Linked DNA regions of Homo sapiens: region 2 is linked to region 1. The links are chromatin contacts, found by Hi-C in ENCODE. All regions are on one chromosome and are shown on one strand. Each heading gives the region's core, a stretch centred on a gene start or an enhancer-like site at or near the end of the contact. The rest is flanking DNA. Distances are from core to core; before and after follow the strand shown.

Region 1 (3,636 bases), core at 1,025-3,524:
TATTTCCACTGGTTCCCCTACTTTTTTCTTCCAAAAAAGATATACCTGCTAAAGCCAACAAATTGTTTGGTACAAAAATAAGCATCCAGTTCCCTAGGATTCCCTAAGGAGATCTTGATTTTATTTTCATTTTTTTTTTGAGACGGAGTCTCGCTCTGTCGCCAAACTGGAGTGGCACAATCTCAGGTCACTGTAACCTCCACCTCCCAGGTTCAAGTGATTCTCATTCCTCAGCCTCCCGAGTAACTGGGATTACAGGCATGAGCCACAAAGCCCAGCTAATTTTTATATTTTTAGTAGAGACGGGGTTTCACCATGTTGGCCAGGCTGGTCTCGAACCTGGGACCATAAGCTTGTAGCTGGGACCATAAGCTTACACCACCATACCCAGCTAATTTTTTAATTTTATGTAGAGACAGGGTTTCGCCATGTTGCCCAGGCTGGTCTCGAACTCCTGGGCTCAAACGATCCATCTGAACCAGCCTCCCAAAAAGTGCTGGGATTACAGGCCTGAGCCACTGTGCCCCGCCTTAATGTTTATTGAAATGTCTGTTAGTATTCTCAGAATTACTACCACCAAAGGACAAAGTTACTTCATAAGCGCTTATCAAGTTAACCAACACTGCAACAGTTAAGCAATCATTTGGTCAGAGCTTAGCAGAAATTGAAAAAAAAAAATCTCTAGAGTTAAAAGAAGGAGAACTAAAGGAAGAAACCAAAAACAGCTGCTATCGTGGTAGCAGCTGAGAGCACAGCTGGCCTCACCAATTTCTCGATGAAATCATCCACAGCTTGCCCAGCCTTCACCAGGAGGATGATCCGCCGGGGCTTCTTCAGCTTGGAGACCATCTCTTTCAGGGACTGGGCACCCACCACTTTGGTTCCCTTTGCCTCATTGGCCAAGAAATCATCAACTTTGGAGACAGTCCTATTAAAAGCACAGACCTAGAAGGACAAAAGTCCTGAGTAGGAGATCCAGGACACACAAGACTTTCAGACTGTGGCCAAAGTAACAATGACCTTTCCATTCAACCCAAGTTCTGGGGAGGTCAGACCTGCCTTTGCCTTTTCTTCCCCCAGCTGTGGGAGGCTCACTGTAAAGTTATGTCACCTCAGTAGGATGAAAACGGCGGACAACCGAGGCGAAGGCCAACTACCCCCGGTGTGTCAGGTAGAATCCACACCCAACGTGTTAGGACTCAAAATCAAATCCAGGAACTGGCCGGTTCAACAGGCTCTATCTGTTGTTATTGATCATCCTGGCGTCTAAGCCACTTTAACATTTAGAAGAAACATTTTCACTCTCCCCAGATCTCATCAGGCAATCAAGTTAGAGCTCTACACAGCCAGCAAGGGTTCTCCTCCCGCACCCTTCTTCTCTACTTAAGACACTAATTCGTTCATTCGGGCTGTGAACCTCACGGACCCACAGGCACACTCCGCAGGACTAAGTTCGGGATCGGCCCGCCCACGCCTACAGGGTGCTTCTCCTTTCCATACAAAAATGCCACGAGCAGCAACAGAGCACATTAGCAAAGCACGGCCAGGAGACCCGTAAGCTCCCAAACCTATCGCCGGCCTCGGCTAAAGCGCCCGGGAACCAGAGAGAAGACAACGCGCCCACGCCGCTTACCACAAAGCCGTGGTCATTCATGTTCAGAATTAAGTTCTGGCCCATGACGGCCAATCCGATCAGCGCGATGTCAGCTCTAGAGAGGCAGAAACAGAACAAAGGAAAGAGTCAGCACCGCTCGACGCGCTGCAACCCAGGGGTCCGGTCCTTCCACATTTGGCCGTGACTGGGAGTCTGCACTTTCCTCCGCGCCTCCCGCGGGCCCCCAGAAGCCGGGCGCGCACGCTGCAGAGCCTCGGCCGGGCAGGCGGCCCCCAGCCCCGCCCTCGCGCCCGGCTCCCGCTGGCACGCGTCCCGCAGGTGTCCCTGCAGACTCGGCGAGGCCTGGCCGCGCCTCCTCCCTGGCCCTCGAAGGGACCCGCCCCGCCCCATGCCTGCGCGGCCGAGAGGGCAGGGGGCCGGGCCCGCAGGGAAGGAGCTCTGGGCCCGAGACGCCGTAGGGCCAGGGTCACAGAGCCCCAAGTGAGCTCAGGCGACCCCCAGGGTGGGAGGCGTCGGAGAGAACGAGGGAGATCTCGACCCCCAAAGAGTTCCCCGCCCGCTGAGGCCGAGCCGGGCTGCCCCTGGCGAGTCACTCACTGGGCCATGGCGGCGGACAGAGCAGAACCGAAGAGCGGCGACGCGCGGAGGACGAGTGAGGGAAAGACCCGCAGCGGCTCCCTCCAGAAACTGCGGCCGCTCACGCCCGGCTTTTCGGCGCCGGCCAATCGAATGGAAGGGGGTGGAGCCATGAAGCCACACCATTGGCTCTCCCCGACGCCTGTTAGACCATCCGAGGCAAACGTGCCCGCCCACCCCCGGGGGCCGGATCAGTGGAGCGCCGAGCACCTAGATGACATTGCCCCGGCGAGGCTCCGGGCTCCCCGCCCACGCGCAGAGCTTTCCGCTCGTCCCAGCTGCACCTCGGTCCTGCAGGCCGTCCGCCTGGCGCAGCTGTAGCCATAGCAACTCACGCAGGACCGCGCTTTACAGTTTACCAGGCACTCGGACGCCTTTGGCGCGAGCGCCCGTCGCTCCTTCCTCAGGTCACTGCGGTGCACCGTGCGGGTCCGCGTCGTGTCCTCCGCTCCGGAGCAGGGACCGGGCGTGCTCGTTCAGTCCTGTGCGCACTCGGAATGGGGCCGGGGAAGGCTGAGCCTCAGGGCGACCCTGATGTGGAGCCGTGCGACCGCTCACTGCGGTTGAAGAGACCCAGGCGCAGACAGCGCAGGCGGGGTATGTATTGGTTGGAGTATGATGGGGTCAGGACTTGAGTCTTTTACCCAGGCCCGGAGTTAACGGTATTGAACCCCTTCTCATTTTGTAGAGGCTATGTGACCCGCGAGATGGACCAGGTTAAATGCAGAGGCAGATACAAAAAACCAGCCATCTTAAGCCAGACATTTGCAAAGTAGCCAAGCAGCGCTTCTTATCTTACTGAGTCCCTTCTTGCTAGGAGGAAATTGTTATTCAGAAGTTTGAGTTTTAGATTTTTTTTGTTTTTTTTGAGACGGAGTCTCGCACTGTCGCCCGGGCTGGAATGCAGTGGTGTGATCTCAGCTCACTGCACCTTCCGCCTCCCGGGTTCAAGCAATTTTCCTGCCTCAGCCTCCCAAGTAGCTGGGATTACAGGCGCCCGCCACCACGCCCAGCTAATTTTTGTATTTTTAGTAGAGATGGGGTTTCACCATCTTGGCCAGGCTGGTCTCAAACTCCTGACCTCGTGATCCGCCCGCCTTGGCCTCCCAAAGTGCTGAGATTACCGGCGTGAGCCACCGTGCCCGGCCTTTTTTTGATGTCATTGTTGAGATGGAGTCTGGCTGTGTCTCCAGGCTGGAGGGCAGTGGCGCGATCTGGGCTCACTGCAACCTCCACCTCCCAGGTTCAAGCGATTCTCCTGCCTCAGCCTCCCAAGTAGCTGGGACTACAGGTGTGTGCCACCATGCCCAGCTAATGTTTTTATTTTTAGTAGAGACAGGGTTTCACCATGTTGGCCAGGCTGGTCTCGAACTCCTAACCTCAAG
Region 2 (3,362 bases), core at 594-3,093, 300 kb before region 1:
GGCAGAGGGCACAGCAGGGAGAAGCCAGGCAGCGAATTAAAGTTTGTGATTGTCAGCATCAGGAGAAGCTAAATAACCCTGTAACTAGTATGAAGGTGAATTCACGGTCTGCTGCACATGGAGAATATGAGTGTCTGCGAGACAGGGAGAGTGCGCACGGGAACCCGGCTGCCACGGTGGGCAGCCTCCTCTCCAGGGACCCGGGCAGGAGGCAGGAGGAGGGCCACGTACCCGCTTCCCTGCCAGGGAGCAGCTGCCCAGGAGCCCCACCAGACACCTGGGGCAGCTCAGCTCCTTGACAACCTGCTGGCCCTGGCATCAGGGGCCCAAGTAGATATTTGTAAGCACCAATGGTATACACCCATGGACACCAGCCCAGGCCTTGGACTGATCCATATTAACAGCTAATCCTTATTGAGCACTGACTGTGTGCGGGCTGAGTGCTGTGTGACAACAACTCTATTCAGGAAGTGCTAATATGATCCCCCGTCTTTCCCCCACTTTTTAATAACCGCTTTATTGAGATATCATTCATATACCATAAAATTCACCTTTTTAAAATGTACAATTCAGTGGTTTTTAGGATATTCACAAGGTTGTACCATCATCACCACTATCTAATTTTAGAACATTTTCATTCCCCCAGGAAGAAACCCTGTACTCATTAGCAGTCCCTCTCTGTCCCCCACTATCAGCAGACCTAGGGTTCCACTAACGATGATTTCCTGAAGATGCTGGGAAGGTAGAGGGTCAGTGCCTGGGTTCAGGGAGCAGAGCCTGTAGAAGATGGAGCTGCGGTGTGAACCCAGGTACTGAGACTCCAGAGCTGGTGCTCCATGAGGGATTGCTTGATGTCCTGGCTAACCCCCACCCCACCCCTGACACACATGTGCCTATCATGTGTGTCTGACAGTTCAGGCTCAGGCGTGTACATACACCATCCAAACACCTAGACTCAGGCAGCAGCACACGTGTCTTCTCCCCAAGTACGCTGGCAGCTCCACATAGAAAACCTCACACCTCCCATAAGGACAGCGGGCCTCCCCTCCTGGGACCCCTCCCTTGGCTTCTCCCCAGCCCTGCTCCTAGAAGGGAGGCTTGGAGCAGGAACCAGCAGCAACAGGGTAACTGAAGTAGCCAGAGAAACCTAAGTGGTTTCAGAGCTTAAAATGAGAAATCCCATATCTTCTGCAGCTGATCATTGTAACTGAGACAAAATGCCAACCCAACATTCCAGAACAGGTCCCCGCCCGGGCTGGGGCCACAGGCTGGGCCAGGCCCACAGGGCAACCCAACTAGCCCAGGTCCCTGCTTCATACTCTGTGTGTGTGTGTGTGTGTGTGTGTGTGTGTGTGTGTCTCTATCTCTCTTTCTCTCTCTGTCTCTCTTTCTCTCTCTCTCTGTCTCTCTCTCTCTTTCTCTGTCTCTGTTTCTCTCTCTCTCTCTGCCTGTCTCTCTTTCTCTCTCTCTGTCTCTGCTTCTCTTCTGTTTCTTCTCACCTTTTTCTTCCCACCTACCTCTCTCTTCTCTCACACTCCACGTTTCCACCCCAAAACTTTTTTTTAAAGTTTTTGTGGCCACACTCTTGAACTCACAAAAACTGGGAAATTAATGTGAAACCGTCGCTGCTTCTGATAAGAGAAACCTACAAGGGTGAGACAAAGGGGAAGGGAGACACAAGAGAATCAGTCTGTTGGATTTTGGTTTGGGGTTTTTTCCTCCTTCTCTCTCCCTCCAAAGTGGAGGATCCGGCCGGGCCAGTTTGGATATTTATTAAGAAAAAGCCAAAGATAATTAACTTTTTTGTTTTTGTTTTGTTTGCGGGTGCCTCCCCTGCTGGCACTCCTGGCTGCCTGGCAAATTAAACCTGCTCCCGGCTCCCTGGGTGCTGGGCTGCCAGCAAGACTTCTGCCGACTGTCCTGGATCTGCCAGGGCTGCCAGCTGCCCACCCAACAACCTACCTTGGCTTTCAGACCTTGGGTCACTTTATGCCCCCACCGATGCCACATCCCCAGGCTCTACTGACTCTGAGAGCACCTTTTAGAGCAGGGTAAGTGGGATGTGGGGGTTGGGGGAAGAGGAGGGGCTACTGTTTGGGGTTGTGGCCAGCACTTCCCTAAAAGGAAATGGGGGGAAAGTGTGATCCTCTCCCAGGGCACAAGGGCGTTCCTCCTGGCCAGTTCAGGGCCGTTGACTTCCCAGGAGAGGGGAAGGAGAACGGAGGATGAGCTGGAAGTGCAGGGAGAGGCCAGATTTGGGCCATGTCGATCCCCAGCTCTTCTCCCCGAAGGCTGGTACCCTGCCAGGCCTCATGGGCCCCTGAGAACGCCCTGGAGCAAGCAGCCTCTGGGCCATGGAGCCATGTGTGATACCTGTCCACCCCCAACCCCAGGCTCCATCTTGCTCCCACCCCCAACCCAGGCCAGGCCATGGGTGGGGGAGCGGTGGGGGAGCTGAGTGGCTGGAGAGCCAGTGCTTGGGTAAGAGCTGGCTGCCTCCGGTCCGGTCCGCTGTGCTGGAGCCACACAGAGCCCTGAGGCCAAGCTGTGACCTAAGCCTGAGCCCAATTCATGGGCCAAGAAGGTGACACTGGGAGTTAGAGGCTTCCTGGTATGAGACAGAGCTGAGGACTTCTCAGGAGCCAGGAGAGCCCACGAGAGGAAGGCCAGTTTGGAGGAGCTCGCTGGGGTTGGAGGTGCGGCTTGCCCCTCTGTTAAGCCAGTCCCCCTCAGCCCTCCCCTGCCAGGGACCCTCCTTGGCCCCTTGGCTTCATCCCCAGCTGGACAAGTAGGCAGTGATGGTGGGCCTCTTCCAGGTGGGGAGCCTGCTTCGGAGCCGGCCACAGAGAAGAGGGCATTTTTCAAGGATTTTGCTGGCCTTTCTTTTTCTCTGAAATATAAGGATGTGCAATTTTTTTGGTTTCAATTTAGCATTGGAGAATTTTATAATTTAGTAATTAAAATCTCTGATAGGCTTTAGAAATTGCGGCTAATTGAATTTAATGGGAAGATGATTTTCAATTTTATTTGATTACCGGGACCCCTGGCATCGGTATTTATGGGAAAAAAATGGGAAATGTGCTGTGTGGGCTAAGATGGCATAATTGAATTAGGGATAATCGGATTTCTCCGTCATGAATTTCACTATAATTTTCCTATAATTTTCCATTAGATATCTAGTTTACAAATATTCACAAAGAAATGAAGCTCTTTCGGAATGGAGATTGCTGGCTAACAGGATTACGGGGCCGAGCGTGCGGCTGTGCCAGCCCCTCTCCTGCCATAATGCAATCCCTGCGTCTGCCTTACACTCGGCGCGGCCCTCGCTCCGCCACCCACTCTGTGGCTCCTTTCTCCCCTTT

The links. A loop is a pair of places that touch in the nucleus more often than their neighbours do. Pooled maps may share reads with other maps.
Region 2: a map of B cell shows a loop between it and region 1 (8-fold over the local background). The contact joins the enhancer-like site here to the promoter of PGD in region 1. A Hi-C loop is called at or near these places in 2 of 168 maps with a recorded cell type or tissue (B cell and naive thymus-derived CD4-positive, alpha-beta T cell), 2 of 37 single-sample maps with no recorded cell type and 8 of 50 pooled maps.

The regions. Positions count from the first base shown.
Region 1 is chr1:10,397,702-10,401,337 of GRCh38, reverse strand. It overlaps PGD (phosphogluconate dehydrogenase), which reads right to left and starts at 2,274. Exons shown (of 13, transcript NM_002631.4): 1 at 2,213-2,274; 2 at 1,634-1,709; 3 at 766-945. The coding sequence starts at 2,220. RefSeq lists silencers at 1,508-1,684, 1,777-2,096 and an enhancer at 2,577-2,886.
Region 2 is chr1:10,698,077-10,701,438 of GRCh38, reverse strand. All of the region lies in intron 3 of CASZ1 (castor zinc finger 1), which reads left to right. Among named protein-coding and RNA genes, the nearest start is that of CASZ1, 97 kb to the left of the region's middle. RefSeq lists an enhancer at 1-16. Within about 2 kb of position 1,843, at least 5 of the 41 ENCODE cell types and tissues checked have a DNase peak (open chromatin) inside an H3K27ac peak, as active enhancers do.